Regions from separate parts of the Mus musculus genome. Here all the other regions are linked to region 3. Evidence: chromatin loops called from intact Hi-C (ENCODE). Cell type or tissue: heart. All regions are shown on one strand. Region 1 has its middle 11 kb from the start of Gm36839. Region 2 has its middle 50 kb from the start of Fam50b. Region 3 has its middle 25 kb from the start of Fam50b. Region 4 has its middle 59 kb from the start of Fam50b.

What was found. Hi-C counts contacts between places; a loop is a spot of excess contacts. Peaks named below come from ENCODE experiments on the same cell type or tissue, not always from the same donor. Only the 100,000 strongest peaks of a DNase experiment are listed, where the experiment ranks them.
Region 1: a loop joins it to region 3, with 2.5 times the contacts of the local background. A loop is called at or near these places in 4 of 42 quality-filtered maps.
Region 2: it touches region 3 in a loop (4-fold over the local background); 3 of 42 quality-filtered maps call a loop at or near these places.
Region 4: it touches region 3 in a loop (2.2-fold over the local background); 3 of 42 quality-filtered maps call a loop at or near these places.

Annotation. Positions count from the first base shown.
Region 1 is chr13:34,862,470-34,866,469 of GRCm38, reverse strand. It overlaps the pseudogene Gm8231. Among named protein-coding and RNA genes, the nearest start is that of Gm36839, 11 kb to the left of the region's middle. In heart, a CTCF peak has its summit at 1,850 (motif pointing right); a DNase peak (open chromatin) is centred at 1,849.
Region 2 is chr13:34,783,238-34,787,237 of GRCm38, reverse strand. No RefSeq gene overlaps it. Among named protein-coding and RNA genes, the nearest start is that of Fam50b, 50 kb to the right of the region's middle. In heart, no CTCF peak of the experiment used is centred here; a DNase peak (open chromatin) is centred at 2,277.
Region 3 is chr13:34,707,618-34,711,617 of GRCm38, reverse strand. No RefSeq gene overlaps it. Among named protein-coding and RNA genes, the nearest start is that of Fam50b, 25 kb to the left of the region's middle. In heart, no CTCF peak of the experiment used is centred here; a DNase peak (open chromatin) is centred at 2,427.
Region 4 is chr13:34,792,320-34,796,319 of GRCm38, reverse strand. No RefSeq gene overlaps it. Among named protein-coding and RNA genes, the nearest start is that of Fam50b, 59 kb to the right of the region's middle. In heart, CTCF peaks have their summits at 2,043 and 2,250 (motif pointing right); DNase peaks (open chromatin) are centred at 1,739, 2,399 and 3,069.

The DNA of each region.
Region 1 (4,000 bases), 150 kb before region 3:
AGGGAATGCCTGCCTCTCATCATTTTCCTAAGGAACAGAGTATGTATGCCCTGACTGGAGATGAAGTAAAAAAAGATTTGCATGCAGCTATTCATTAAGATTGATTGGAAAGTCAGGACCGATATAACCTACCCTGCTGGTTTTATGGATGTCATCAGCATTGACAAGACCAGAGAGAACTTCCGTCTGATCTATGACACCAAGGGCCGCTTTGCTGTTCATCATATTACACCCAAGGAGGCCAAGTACAAGTTGTGCAAAGTGAGAAAGATCTTTGTGGGCACAAAAGGAATCTCAAACTGGTGACCCATGATGCTCGTACTATTCGGTACCCTGATCCCCTCATCAAGGTGAACGACACCATTCAGATTGATTTGGAGACAGGCAAAGTAACTGACTTCATCAAGTTCGACACGGGGAACCTGTGTATGGTGACTGGAGGTGCTAAATTGGGAAGAATTGGTGTAATCACCAACAAAGAGAGACATCCCAGCTCTTTTTGTGGTTCATGTGAAAGATGCCAATGGCAACAGCTTTGCCACTTGTCCTTCCAACATTTTTGTTATTGGCAAGGGCAACAAACCATGGATCTCCCTTCCCTGAGGAAAAGGAATCCGCCTCACCATTGTTGAAGAGAGAGGCAAGAGGCTAGCGGCCAAACAGAGCAGTGAGTAAAATGGTCTCTAGGAGACATGCTGGAAAAGTGTTTACACAAGCCTTTCTAGGCAACATGCTAGATCAAACAGCATGATGAAACTGAAGAAAGAGAGAGAGAGAGAGAGAGAGAGAAGCCGGCATGTAGGTACTGACATCAGTTGAGGCAACAGACTCAGCATCCAAGAAGTCTTTTTTGTGTTTATCTTATCTCAGGAAGGTTTTTGTTTTTGTTTTTAACTTGTGGTACATACCTGCTATTCTTCATAAATTTTGTTGAGAACTGATTAGACCTGCTCATTCCAAACATCAGGTTACTTGGCCTTCCCTAAGAGAGATTATGGGCACAGCCAACAGACTAACTAGGAAATCCCTCAAACATTCACTTTAACTATTTGTTCCATTTCGACTTCAAAAAGGCAAAACAGCCTGGCGGTGGTGGTGCACGCCTTTAATCCCAGCACTTGGGAGGCAGAGGCAGAGGCAGGCAGATTTCTGAGTTTGAGGCCAGCCTGGTCTACAAAGTGAGTTCCAGGACAGCCAGGGCCATACAGAGAAACCCTGTCTCAAAAACAAAACAAAACAAAACAAAACAAAAACAACAAAAAAGGCAAAACAAACGATTGAGCTGCAGTTTTAGATACTATTATCAATTTCTACCTTTCTGTGTATAAATTGGCTAGATAATGTAATTTAATATAATATATAATAATGTGATAGGTATAAATCTATGTGCTACAAAGATTTTTTTTAATTTCTACTTTATGCACATGAGTGTTTACTTGCATGTATGCCTGTGTGCTATGCTTATTGAATACTGATGAAGACCAGAAGAGGGTGTTGGAGACCCCAGAAATGGGGCTGTAGATGGTTGTGAACTGCCATGGGTGTGCTAGGAACCCGACCTGGGTCCTCTGCAAAAGCAGCAAATGCTCTTAACTGCTGACCCACGTCACCAGCCCCCTGCAAAGATTATTTTGTAGAGCGATTACTCATTTAAGTAAATATCAAATATCAGTAAGGTTTGCAGCTCAGTTCTACAAACGCTCGTTGTAACCCTCATATCTCTTAAGTGCATTGTTCTAAAACATCTACATGTAAAGCTAAGAACAGTTAGAGTACGTTGTCTATGGCAACTGAGCTTGCAATTGCTGGCAATTACTGGAGCTTTGGTGTATCTACATACATCTTCCAGCAGAGGGCAGTAAAGGACCAGTGTGATGTTATCTCGTAATCTCAGCACCCATTGGCCTATCTTGTAAAATTGGAAATATTCAAAAGAAGGGGGAGAGATGGTACACAGTTACAGTTTCCTTCATTCCTAGGTTGCCCTATATGGTCTAATGTGGGTTTTATTATTCCCTGAGGACTGAACTATCTGAGAGCCTGTTGGTTAAATGTTTGATCTTGAATCAGCAGTAAGTGTTTGAGTTCTGGAAGTTTGCTTTAAAGGCAGAAGGCTGTGGAAAGATGACTTGTGTCTTCTGAGCCTGTCATTCTTGGATAGAGACTTTTTACTTTAAGAAGTCTCTACTTGGAAGCTGGTAAAGCATAGAATAGGCCATTACTCTGTGGCAACTTGTATTCTTGTATTTTTTTTTTAACAAAGTCATGTACATTTATATACTGACTAATTTGTTTATGTTCATCCTAAAGCTAATTAAATAAATACATGTGAATATATTATTAATATTACTTTCTCAAATGGCATCTCAATTCATTTAAATGAATAAGTAAAATAATAATATTGAAGGGTTTTTCACCTCTTTTGGGGGGGGGTTGGTTGTTTTTGGTTTTTTTTCAAGACAGAATCTCACTATGTAGTTTTGGCTAGCCTCAGACTCATAGAGATCCTCTTGCCTCTGTCTCCCAAATGCTGGGAGTAAAAGCATTCACCACTATGTCTGAATTTGTTTCACTTTCTTTTAATCCTCACAAATTGGTAGTGGTAATTGGCATCTCTGTTGATGGTTGCTAATTTGCCTTTGTTAAGTTTTCTTACTGTTACCTTTGCCTGTATAGCTCTATTGACAAGATTCTCTTTTTGAATCTGCCATGGCTGTATTTTTACTCGCTGAGTATTTTGACACAAAGAGTGGTAATTAATCAGTATCTTATTTTCTCCAACTTGAAAAGTAGATGCTTAATATGGCCAGATTTCTTTTTTTTAAATCTTTTCCTTTTAATTAACCTGTATTTTAAGAAAAATTTAATCTGAGATTGTTATTAGCTGTGATTTGAGCTTTTTAAAGACATACTTCAAGTTATACACAGAGGTAGAGATCCATAACCTTAGGGTTGGGACAAATTCTTATCAACAATCCACATGGGCCTTTGTTGACACCCTCATATTAACAATCCATGCAGGCCTGTGCTTGCCTTTCACATATTTAATGATGCTGGTTGAGGATCCCTGAAACTGCTCCCCCATTCAACAGGCCCAACCTCTCTTCAGTCTTTGGAACTTAACACAGGCTTCATGCCTCCTTCCTTCCTTTCTTTCTTTCTTTCTTTCTTTCTTTCTTTCTTTCTTTCTTCCTTCCTTCCTTCCTTCCTTCTCTTTCTTTCTTTCTTTCTTTCTTTCTCTCTTTTTCTTTTCTACCATTATTCCTTTGACTCAAAGAATGAATTTTTCATCTCTGTTTCCTAAAAATATTATTGTTTTAAATCTTTTTTATTTTAGTTCTTTTTAAGACGAATCATTCTATATATAATCTTTCAAGACGGTGTGAATCTTTGGATACCGTGCTATTCTGTGAATTTGCCAGAATTTATTTTTCATTCTTCCTCTAATAAGCATTTAAATAATCTCTTATCTTCCATAAGTATGCATAGATAGTTCTAAATATTTTGCAGAAGTGTTGGTACCAATGTAAACTCTCCTGGAAAGGATAAGAGATTCTGTGATCAGCACCACTGTACCATATGACCAATCTGGTCAATAAAGCTATTCAGGCAAAGGGATCAATAAGAGAGCCAGGCAGTGGTGGCACACGCCTTTAATCCCAGCACTCAGGAGGCAGAGGCAGGCAGATTTCTGAGTTCGAGGCTGGCCTGGTCTGCAGAGTGAGTTCCATGACAGCCAGAGCTACACAGAGAAACCCTGTCTCAAAAAAAAAAAAAGAGGAATCAATAAGAAAGCTTAACAAACACAAATGAGCAATGATCAGGAGAGATATTTTCATTTCAAAGAGGGTCAAAAAATTATCTGATTTTGTCTCTGCTGACTTTTTTTGACACTAGCAAGGATTAGATTTTCTCCATATGTTTATTCTCGTCTTGCAATGACCATTCATACTTTTCGCCTATTTATTGCTCTTTTTTTGTCTGTTCTTTATTAATTTGG
Region 2 (4,000 bases), 76 kb before region 3:
ATTATTTTGGTGTTTTGCTTTGTTGCTTTGCTTTTGTTTTGGTTTTTGAAACAAGGTTCACTCTATAGCTCAGATTGCCTTCAAATTAATATTCTTCCCGCCTCAGCCTCCTCTGTGCTGAAGAACAAGTGTGTGCCACCAAGTCTGTCTAGGGTAGCATTTGCACAGACTCCGTACACACCTCCCGCATATCTGAAGTCATCATCAGACTTGATATGGTACAGTACAATAAACAAGCAGTCGTTATACTGTGTTGTTGAGGGGGATAAATGCAAGAAAACCAGTCTATACATGCTCAAGACAGACACATTTTTTTTTAAAAATGTGTTTTCAGTCTGAAGGTTGGTGAATTTGCCTGTGAAGAAACAGTGAACTGAGGAGGGAGGCCTGTGAACACAAGATAAGCTCACTCTCTCATAAGTTAATTATCGAAGGCACTTCACTCCACTGATGGAAAACTGAGTAACAGTGGCACTAATAAGAAAAATGTAACGGTTTATTTATTCTCTTAAAACATCTTGAGCTTGACTCCGAGAAAGGTAAAACTAATCTCTTAGGAACCTCACAGTGTTGACTGATTGTTAAGGTAACTGCTGATACACGCCTAACTATGGGGCACTGAATAATTTCAAATATTTCTTTTTATTATTTTTTAAAAATTGTGTGATTGTGTGTGTGTGTGTTTGGTTATATGCATCTGAATGCTGGTGCTCAAGGAGGCTAGAGGCATCAGATTTCCCTGGAGATGGGGCTACAGGCAATTGTGAACTGCCTGATATGGATGAACAAGCTCAGGTCATCTACAAGAGCTAAGCCATCTCTCCCACTCCAAGGCTGATTAGGGGATGACAGAATTTGATCGTTCCTTTAGTGTATTTGTTGAATGTGTCATTTAAACAAAGTAGATAAAACCCCAAGGAACAAGAAAACATTTTTATTATAGAGAGACACTTGAGACACACTCGAGGGATGCGGGATGACGCTGTGGTGACATTGCTCAGCACTGGGACACTGTGGTGACATTGCTCAGCACTGGAACTTGAGTCAACTGGTGCTTGTCTCAGAATAAAGGTGCTGTTTTGGGTGGTACATTTTTTAATGGATGAAATCCCGCTGGGTGAAAGTCTAGGTAATTTTCAAGGTGTACTGCAAGCCACAGTAGGGTTAGCAAAGGAGGAAGGACAATGAGACAGCATTCATTTATACAGAGTCACATCTGTAGATGTGATGTGCCACTAGTGGTCACATCTACTACTGACTCAGAACACCCCATGAGATGGGGTTTGCCTCACTGCTTAGCTAAGAATAGTGTAGGGGGAATGAGAAACTTCACCCCTGAAGACTTAAGATGCAATCAGACTCTTCAGAGAGCATCTAACAGAGGCATCTGCGGTAGACAGAATATCTTGTATATTATATGGGTGTATCACTTGTCAATTAAAACTACTATGGCTTTTAAGGAAAGGGTAGAACAGGAGGTGAGACATCCAGGAGGCAAAAAAGAATTCTGGGATAGAACAAGGCATGGGGGATTTTATCCTGGGGAAGATGTGATGAGATGGATGCATGGTACCTGAGCCACATGGCAGAATGTAGATGAGGATAAATGGGTTATATTAAGTTATGGCCTAGTCAGAGAAGAGCCTAGCTATATGGTCAAGGTATTTGTAAATATATTTTGAGTCTGAGTCTTATTTCTGGGAGCATGGGGCTGGGAGGAAGAACCTGCCCAAACTTCCACAGTCCACAGCACTTTGTAGCCATTAATTTCCTTCTATCTATCTATCTATCTATCTATCTATCTATCTATCTATCTATCTACACACATGCACATATATATGTATATGTGTATATATATATATATATATATATATATATATATATATATATACCAATCACAGCATCAGTTTTTCCTCATTTTGCTCTTCTGCAAGGCATCTTCATGTACTTCACACTGAGTCCCCTGTTTCTCTGTAAGTGGAGTAGGTGCTTCTCACAGCACTTTCTATTCTGTCCCTCCCGTCCCCAACTTGAAATCACTGCTCACACCTGGAAATGCAGACTTGCCATATTCCTAGAGACACACTGAGAAGGGAGCTTTGAGACAGAAGCTATAGGGTGTGGAGGGTGTGGTACTCTACTGACATTTAAAGACTAGACACGGACTCAGCAGAGTCTTAATCTCCCACAGTATGACCGGTCCACACCAGTTGTAATGTGATTAAGATAACAGCATCGGATGTATGCCTTAGTCATGCTGTTCCTGTGACAGGATGCCTGACCAAAGCGACTTAAGAGAAGGAAGTCTCATTCTGACTCACAGTTTTAAAGGACTCGGCTCATGGTCCTTTGGTCTCGGCTGCTCAGGTAAAACGTGTGTCACTGGGAGCAGGTAGAAGAAGAGAGTTATTATTCAGTCCATGACTGCCAGGAAACAGCAAGTCACAGTAAATAGCCAGGGGTAATATGTTTCCAGGTATCCAGTGACCCGCTCCTTCTAGCTCACTCCAGCTCCTGAAGTTTCTAGAACCTCCTCAAGAACAGCCATCAATTGGGGGAAAGTAAGCACATAAAGCTGTGTGTGTACATGTACACATGCATGTGTGCACGTGTGCGGGTGTGTGGTTTCGTACTCAAACTGTAGCAATGAATCTGGCTGAGGTTTGTGATTCTGTGCTTGTTCAGCCATTTTATCCTCACCACTCCTTAATATATAACGTTCTGTTGGACTTCACGCATCCCCCTGATTTGCCCGAAATTCTGTTTGTGTGTGTCACATCCTGTACCATCGAATTCAGGAGCCGTCTTTCTTTGGAGCATATTTACTACAGAGTCATAAATACATGCACTTTGAGGTCAAAATCACTTCCAGAAGCCAGTCATTGACAATATCCTACTGTCTCAGAAGTCGTATCTGTTGAAACTTAGATGTATTCGAACCAGATGTCCAACAACAAGGAAGTGGTTTAGTAAGGGAAGATACATCAAGAGCATGGAATATTATGACCATATTAAACTTGTAATTCTGAAGTCTATTCTGAGACATAAGATGGCATGATATTTTATGGAAGAATACATAAAAGCTTTGTGCGTGTATCCCAGAGAAGTTAGGATATGCATTAACTGCTTTAAAATATTATATCTTGGTGGGGAACTATAGTTACATTTTTTTTAAAAAGGGAAATATGAGCCCTGTCTGCTTCCTGTTCTCCTTGAAGACCAACCAATACATAGTGATGGAGTCTGCAAACGGAGTGACCTCGTCTACCACATCCAACAAGTGGGCGGTTGGAGAAGACTCGTGCTGGTTTTCACACGACCAGAGCAGGTAGCATTTGTCCTGCCAGACTAAATGACCTAAGACTTGACAGGGAGATGCTGGATCCTATGGGATGCATAAAGATGGCTGGCTTTGACTTGTGCGAGGAAAACAGCTGGGAAGGGCTGACACTGCAGACATCCTGGAACACTCCAGAGTGCACTGCACAGAAATCATTGCTAAGTAGCCTCTGGAAGGTACTGTACAAAATGTTGGCCAGGCAGGCCCTTTGTAGGGGAAGGATGATCTTGTCTAGAATGCAAGACAAAGGGGCTTTATCCCAAGTAGTCTATGTCTGAGGAAGCAGTGTCCATCTTCAGAGGACAAGACACCCAGATCAATGTGTTGAAGTCCTGAGGGGAACATGATGTGAAAGTGTGTTTATGGTATACTTATTGAGACAAACCTAAACACACAGGGCTGTCTACCTCAGTAAGAACCCAAAGCTCTACTTGATAGAGATTTCCGACTTCAGAAAGACTTCCGGAGGACAATACCGTTCCAGTGACAACGGGAAGTTGAGAACTGCCACCAATGATCCAGAAAAGGAAAGAATAGAGCTTAGTTTTTGCTTTTAAAAGGGTGTGGGATGAGGTGGGATATGACTATGGAATTTTGTGATGGCAAGTGCCACCAGAAAGGGCGACTCCCGACTTAGTTGTATGTGCTATCAATGCCACT
Region 3 (4,000 bases):
TCCTGTGAGCTTAGACAAGCCATGGGGCAGGTGAAGTCAGCAAGTGGGAGGGGTCAGACATATAACAGGGGTGTGTGCACGCGAGCACCTGTGTGTATGTGTGTGTATTGGCTTGAATGAGTTTATGTGTACCATAGATGTGCAGGAGTTCAAGGAAACCAGAAGAGGGCAACAGATCCCCCAGAACTGGAGAAATAGGTTATCAACTGCCTGATGTGGCTGTTGGGAACTGAACCTCAGGTCCTGACAAAAGCAGTAAAGACTATGAACCTCTTAACTGTCTCTCTGGCCCCCAGCTTGGTGGATGCCACCATAAAACTGATTGCATTTATTCAACAGGACCAGGTATATTCCCTCCTCCCCTATTATTAAACATCTGGTTTCTGGCAATCACTAAATGATATGGGAGAATCTGGGTCTTATTTATCTCCACTCCAGACAAGTGGGCCTTGTAATAAATAACATTTCCTCTGAAAAGGGTATGAGATAGAGAATCTCTAGAGAGTTCTGGGTTCGAGTCCTGCCACAATTGGTGTGAATTTGTTTAAGTCCTGGACTCCCTAAGCTGTTTCAGCATTTGTCAGATGCTTCAACCATCCCCTTGTGCTATGGATACTGAGTGAAGCAGACCTCTTCCCATTTATCTATTGTAACTAAGATTTCTTAATAATACAGTCACATGGTAGGGATTTTTATCAGCTTACAAGTCCTTCCATCTAAGTCTAAGAAAATACAAATGTGTGTTCTTACTTGCCAGGTTCCACGCTACATGTGTTGTTCTTATTGAAGCTTAGTCTGTTGCTCTGTATTGTAATGCTAAATTTTGTACCAGAAAGCCCAGGCCAGGAATGAATTCTCACATTTATAAGCATTTGCTGTGCAAACCCTGTTTAAAACTATTGGTTAAATAAAATTGGCTACAGCCAGTTACTGGAGGGATTACTTAGACGTAGGTGGGTTTTAAATTACCTGTTGCGAGTGAAGAAGCAACAGGAGAGAGGAGAGACCAGGAGGAGAAGGAAGAAGGCGACGAGAGGAGAAATTGGCATGGGGTAAGTGAGTCATGAAAACACGGCCCCGAGGGCTGGCCAATTGGAGTTAAGAACACCCTAGATGGAACATAGTGTGTTGTTGATGAGGAAGTAGATTCTGATAGCCTAGAGGGTAGATACCTACCCAGCTGTACTGCTGATTAAGGCTTATTATGAATAGAAGAGTTGTGTGTCTTTTATCTGGAAACTGAATGATCTAAGACTGGGTAGAAACCCTGAGTTGAGATTAAATCATTAGTACAACAGTTCCTACTTTCTCTTCCTGGATTGATGGTGTCTACAGTCATCCTATGGTATCCACAGAAACACAGGTCTACAATCCCCCAGCTACAACTCCACAGATGCTCAAGTTCCCTATGTAGAATGGTATAAGATCTACATCTAACCTATGTATAGCCTTTCATATACACTAATCATGTCTAAATCCTTTATAATGCCATGGAGAGTTTACTATATTTCCCATCTGTCATTAGCTAAATCCACAGATTTAGAAATTGTCCACACCAAGAATAGACTATATTTCTCTCTGCCATGACCACAGAGGCAAGGTCAGCTAGATAGCTTAGTCCCTTCTTAGTCCTCTATAGCTATATCCTCTTGGGTGCCTCTGGAGGCCCTGGGAGTTCAGATCTGGAGAAATCATCTGATGTCCACTATGGGTCCACAAGTGTCCCTAGAACCTGAGGACATGTTCAACACAAGCACCCTCACGAGGCACATGTGTGTATACATGTACTGAAACACACTGTAGTTCAGCACCACACTGCCCAGCCCTCCCTCGCCTGTCCCAGGAGCTGTACTTCCTTCAGAGCTGGCCCTTGCATAGCCAGCCTTGAAGTGAGTCAGTTGTTTGTTCATGACATTCTTCCTCTAGAGCTATGTTTTGACTCTGTAGCCACAATACGCAAATAATTCATTCCCCAAACACTTCTAAAAAGTGTTCTTCTGTGGCCCTGTTCTGGGTCTTTGCTTATTGGAAAACACTTCTAACTCGGCATCTTAGCTTAAAAGTTCCCAAAGACAGTCTGAGCCTTCCTTGTCATAAATACCAGGTCCCAAGAGCAGAAAGCAATGGCCCATTCTCATAATTTCATTGTAGAAAGTGGTCATGCTCTTTCATTTGCTTGTTCTATGTCAGGGTCTTGAGACGTGGCCCAGGATGGCCTGGTATTTGCCATCCTCCTGCCTCAGGCTCCCAAGTTTGGAATTATAGGTGGATTACTCTTCTTTACCAGGCTACAGAGCATGCTTTCTAACACAGGAAGATGACATCACTATGACCCGACCTGCAGTAGCTGTGAATTTACTCATTCGTGTGCAGTGACCTCACCACGTCTGTCATTCTGACTGGGGACTCCAAGGCCCCACTTGTGAAGGCATTTTCAGTCAGTTCTCTTGCATCCACACCCTTTTGGCATCCTGCCATCAGCTTGGCTTTTGGAACATTCATTTCCTATTACTAATAACTCCCTAGGAAGTGCTGCTGGCTCTGATTTATTGTTATATAAAAATTGAGTAATTCTTATTTCACCATTTGGCACACTGCAGGGATCTTCTTTATAGAGCTTTCTTCCACTAAGAGAGATGTGCCTTCCAAAAGCTCTGTCTAGGAAGAAAGAAATCCAAGAACTTTCTTATGGGATTGCGTCTGGTTGTTGAGGCGGGAGAGAGAGGAAGGATGTGAGGGAGGAAGTGATGGCTGGGTGAGGGATGTGAAGGATAGAAGAACGTTTCTTCCTGACTAAAGTTTCATGGAGTCCCAATCACCATCATTAAAGTATAAAGACAGATGTCTGGGGTTGGTTTTTGTTCTTTAGTAAGAAGTAATTGTTAGCAATTAGCAAAGATATTTTTTCTTCCTGTAAAATGATATAAATGGAAGTTAAAATTTCAGAAAAAAAAAAACCAACAAAATGCAAAGTGAATCCAGTCTGTCTGTTTACTATAGTCTTTTTCTACTTAATCATTAGCTGTGTCAAGTAGGGCTCTAGTTGAAATCTGTCTGTTTCCTCAACCAATAATGATGGTGCTGAGACAGGTATCTTATGAGTCTATTAGAATATTTTTATAGGATATTAATCTGCTTATGTTGTTGTAAATACTTGAGATTAGACAACACATAAAATAAGTCTATTGTGTTAATGGCTTTGGAGGTTCAAGAGCATGGTATTGGCATTTGCTTACCTGTGGTGACAGTCCCCGTGGCCATGATGTATAACAGGTCATTTGAAAGAAGGAAAGATCACATGGTAAGAATGGAACCCAGAAACCAAGGAACGGCCAATTTGTTGTTTCATAAAACCCATTCTCAAGAGAACTAACTGGGGTCTCATTAGAACTGTGTTAATCCTCTCTACAAGCAGAGCTCTCGGTGACCTAATTACCTTGCTCTAAGCAACTCTTCACCTCTTTAGGGTCCTATCACATTCCAGAATCACAATATTGAGGACATATGAATCTTTGGGCAAAATTCCCATCCAAATCATAGCATGTGAATTTATGTATATAAAGTACTTACAACAGCAATGGGTGTATAATCAGTGTTATATTTACCTTTGTTATCATCTGTTGTAAAACTGTAATATATTCCAGTCACTGTCCTGAATCCCTGATGAAGGGATAGATTCCTAGGGCTGGCAAAGTCAAGGGATGAAACTCTTAGTCAGGCATGTCTCAAGGCAACTGAAAAGGAATGGAGATTGAAGAGCTATTCCTGCCTAAGTCACTTTGCCACCTTAGCTAAGGTGGAGACTGCTGAACCCCTAGGGAAGTTCAGTCTCTAAGTCAGATACTGTAGAGCAAGAGGTTCCACAAAGGAAAGGAGAGCTTGTGTTTACTACAGGTGGCATAGAGCACTATGGAGCAAGTGGGCCACCTAGAAGAGCCATGAGGGACAAGGTTATTGTCCAGAGATTTACCATCAGTACTTTACAGAACTACAAGGTTAA
Region 4 (4,000 bases), 85 kb before region 3:
ACCTTTGGTGACGGTGTGTCACAGCTCTGTCAATTACATGCTATGACAGGACGTTCAGGAAGAGGTCTCTTCCAGGGCAGCTGAGGCCTTGGCTTTGGGATCCTGGTAAAGGTACCTCGGTCATTTCTGTCATAATATCCTAATAGCCTAAGAAACATGAACTAAAGATATTAAAAATTATAGCCATGAGTGACGTCAGGCAGCACAGAGGGCCTTGGTGGGACAGGAAGAGGAAACAGAGAGACGGCTACTTCCTTCCAGAAATGCCTGTAGACTAAGGATTGAGAGGGGCTCCAGCAGGGTTGTGGTCCCACAGCCTTACCTCTAATTCCAAGTTGTGTGCACATTGTGGCGACTTCCTGAGCTGAGTCGCTATGATTTTGAGGCTTTTTGTTTGTTTGTTTGTTTTTTGTTTGTTTGCTTTTCTATTTCACTGCAAGAAAAGTAGTTTAAAAGGATTTTGTCAATCCATAGACTTCTGGAGAATGTGGTAACACTTGGCCTCTATAATTTACCCTTCCCCAGGTCTGCTTCAGGGTAAAGCACAATGTCTCCCTCAAAGTCCACTGCCTGTGTATTAGGTACAGGGAAGTAACAGCAGCGAAACTTACCACCAATTATTGTGAACTTACTTATGTTGCCAGGCACTGTAATCAACCCATCTTATATCTTATATTACAATCTGTGTGGTCTGTGTCATTTCATGGGTAAGGATGCCTCCATTTAATATTTAACTGAAGCCATTAAGGTAGTGGCTAGGAGATGAGGCCTTAAGGAGTACACAGGTCTTAAGGGTGAGGCCCCAAAGGGTTCTACAGACCTTTTTTTCATATGCAAAGATACAGTGAGAAGCCAGCAGTGCTGGTCATCTCTGCTGCTCTTCTCCACTCTCCAGAAGCAAGAGAAAGAAGTCTCTGTTGTTAGAAGCTGCCACAAGATGCCTGGCTCAAATCCTCTCCTAGACGGAACCTTGCCCAAGGAAAGTGCGGCTAATGAGGCAGAGCAGGGATTCAAAAACCCAGTTCCCAAAGTACCCTGAGGACACCTGCTTATAGCTTGCTGACACTCGCACCCAGCACTGCAGGCAGAGTTGCCACAGCACTGCTCGGCATCTTCACTGGGTGGCTACATTCCTGAGAGTTAACTTCTGGAATTCAGCACTGCCTCCTCATGGTCTCCATTGGCCAGACTACCTATCTTAGACCCAAATAACACTGCCTTAAAGGAGAGGTATTTTATTCTTTCTCTTCTTAAGATAACATTGAAACAGTAAGTCAGAAGACAGATTCTACCAAAGTCCTTACTTTCAGATGTAGTACAGAACATCCATTATCCTTATACACAACAACGAAACCATCCGAGATTCTGGTTTCAGGGCCAGGCAGGAAGACCGACCATGTAAGCGAGGAACATGGAGTTTATGAGCTCATCCCAGGACAGAATCCAGGAAAGAGTTTGAAGGATGGTCTGCGGGGCTCTCTAATCTACCCCACGTAGACTCATCTGTGACCTGACCTAGATGCACACACCAGCTTCTTCCTGTCTAGCAAATCTGTGCTGGAGTTTCTGTCACCTTTGTTCATCAAGCAGGTTCTTATATAATTTTGTGTTTCATTTTGTGCTCTTGTTGTTCCCTGAGTTGCCCTGTAAACATTCCTATTGGAAAATTCCAATCTGTCTCAGATGAAGTAAGAGGAAAAGCCATGTGTCCACACCCAAGCCAGCCCAGCCAAGGAGAGCAGAGGGCCCTTCCAGAACTGGCTTTGTCAACGCGGCCACTGTGTGGCTCTAGCTGGAACTCATTGGGAGCCTGGGGAGGCTTTGAGGGGGTTGGACATTTGGTCTCAGAGGCTCTGGAGACTTTCATACATGGTGGCAATTGTTGTTCTATAGAACCCAGACCTTCTCTCTAAACCTCCAACATTTTTGTTCTTGTTGCTGCGTGTTTGAAATCACAATACTTACTCAGCTTCATATCTGTCTCTGACTCCTTACGACTCAGGACTTCAAAGCATAAGCAAGACTGCTCATTTCAGCATCTCCAGTGCCAAGGTAGAGAGAAACATACAATCAAAAATGAATGTGTTATTTTGTAAATAAATAGTGTGACATTGGGCTCTTAAATTTTTGTTGTTGTTTAAGCTCCAAAAGAATGTTGAGAATTATTCTTTCACAATGTGTTGCTTGGATCCAAGTAAGTGAGAAGGGATGTTGGGGGGGTGGTGCCCTACTGCCACTGAGAAATAGCCTCTCCACCAGGTGGCGCTCACCTCTTGGTTCCTGCCATTAAAAAAAAAAAAAAAAAAAAAAAAGCTGTCACTTCAAAATCACTCCAGAACAACTAGGGTGTTGACTTCCTTGAAACCCAATTTGTAAGTTCTGAGCCTGTCTTAGAGATGTGACTACTTTGTTTCCCTGGGGACAGGGACCTGGTGAGGCTAGACACCTTTGACGCTGGAGTCTGGTGAGCCTGTAGAGGGGATGTGACACACATCTTCCTAAGTGGGTCCTGGCATACGTGCTTAGGACAGTGACAAGTGTGACTGGTTTGAGTAGCTTGATCTGTTGCATATTTTGGCCTTGGCAGTAGGACTGATCAGCTTTTGTGTTCCTGCAGTGGCCCATTGACACCCTGACCTGGTCTCTGTAAACATGAGTTTTGTACTGAAGAGAGGAAATTTACAGAGGAAAGATTTTTGGTCTATGGAATTTGTGAAAAAAAAAAAAGTTAAAAAACAAAACAAACAAGAAAACTCCAGACAAGTGTCCCACATGAGCCATGAGGAGAATCCTTGAATAATCTTTTCTGTTTTTTTCCCTTCCCTTTGATTGCTTACGGGCTGGTGCACTTTCTCTTAGACTGGTGCTGTTATCAGAAATCAGTCTCCTTCAATACGATCTCCCAATGTGCCTCCACACTCGATTACAGCACACGAGGAAAACCCCAAGGATGTTAATTTGGACCATTGACAGATCTCTGGAATCTTTGGGTCACCTCAGTTCTCACCAGCTTTGAGACATCATGCAGTGGGCAGTCTCCCCACTTCCTCCTTTCATACCACAAGGCCAGGTCCTCAGAGGCTGGACACGGCTCGTTTTCTTGAGGGAGCACTTTCATTTCCTATGATGCCTACAGAGGAGACGATCCCAAAGTTCAAAATAAGCAGTTTTAAGTGGTTTGTAATATTTTCAAGTGTTGCCACTAAATGACATGAACCTGTTATGTGTCTGCAGCGCTGGACAGTAAGTGTGTACTTCCACCCAAGTTAGTCCTGCTGACAGCCCTCTTGTGCCTGTTCTGGAGAGAAAAAATGAAGATTTGAGAAGGCAGTGATTTATTACAAAGTCACGAGGCCAGTATGTCTCAGACTGGTATTAAAGCCTCTGTGACAGTCACTCTGTGTCCGTTGCTAGTTCTGGGTGCCAGGCCCTGCCCTGGATATTAGGAACACAGCAGGAAACAGCATCTACCAAAGCTTCACCCTCATGATGCTTACAGTCCAGTGGGAAGTGGGAATAGGCACGTGTGGTGTGAAATGGTGTGCCAAGAGGTTGTGAGATCTCAGGGTAAAGAAAGTAGGTAGGCGGCCACCCAGGGGCTCGAGAGGCTTGCCTGACTGGTGCTGCAGCTTCTGCTTATGAGGTGGAAGTCATTATTTCATACAGTGATGCTTGCTCCCCTCTCTAAGGTTTTACCTGCCTTGGTATAAGTTATGTAAAATCCACAGTACACAGAAAACAGTGAAGGAAAATCCCAGAGAGAACAAAATTCCACAGAAATTTTTTAGTGGCAATCTATTTATTAAGATTGTTCTGCCATTAGATGTTATTGGTAACCCTTGATCTTTGTCTGGCTTATAAACTAAGCTTGATTGCAGCCGTGTACAACAGGAGACAAAATAGCATGTGCAGGACTTAAAACTGCCTGATGTTTCAAGAGCAATTAGGGCCATTTCTGCGTGGATGAAGAATGGTAAATATATTACTATAGCTACCATGG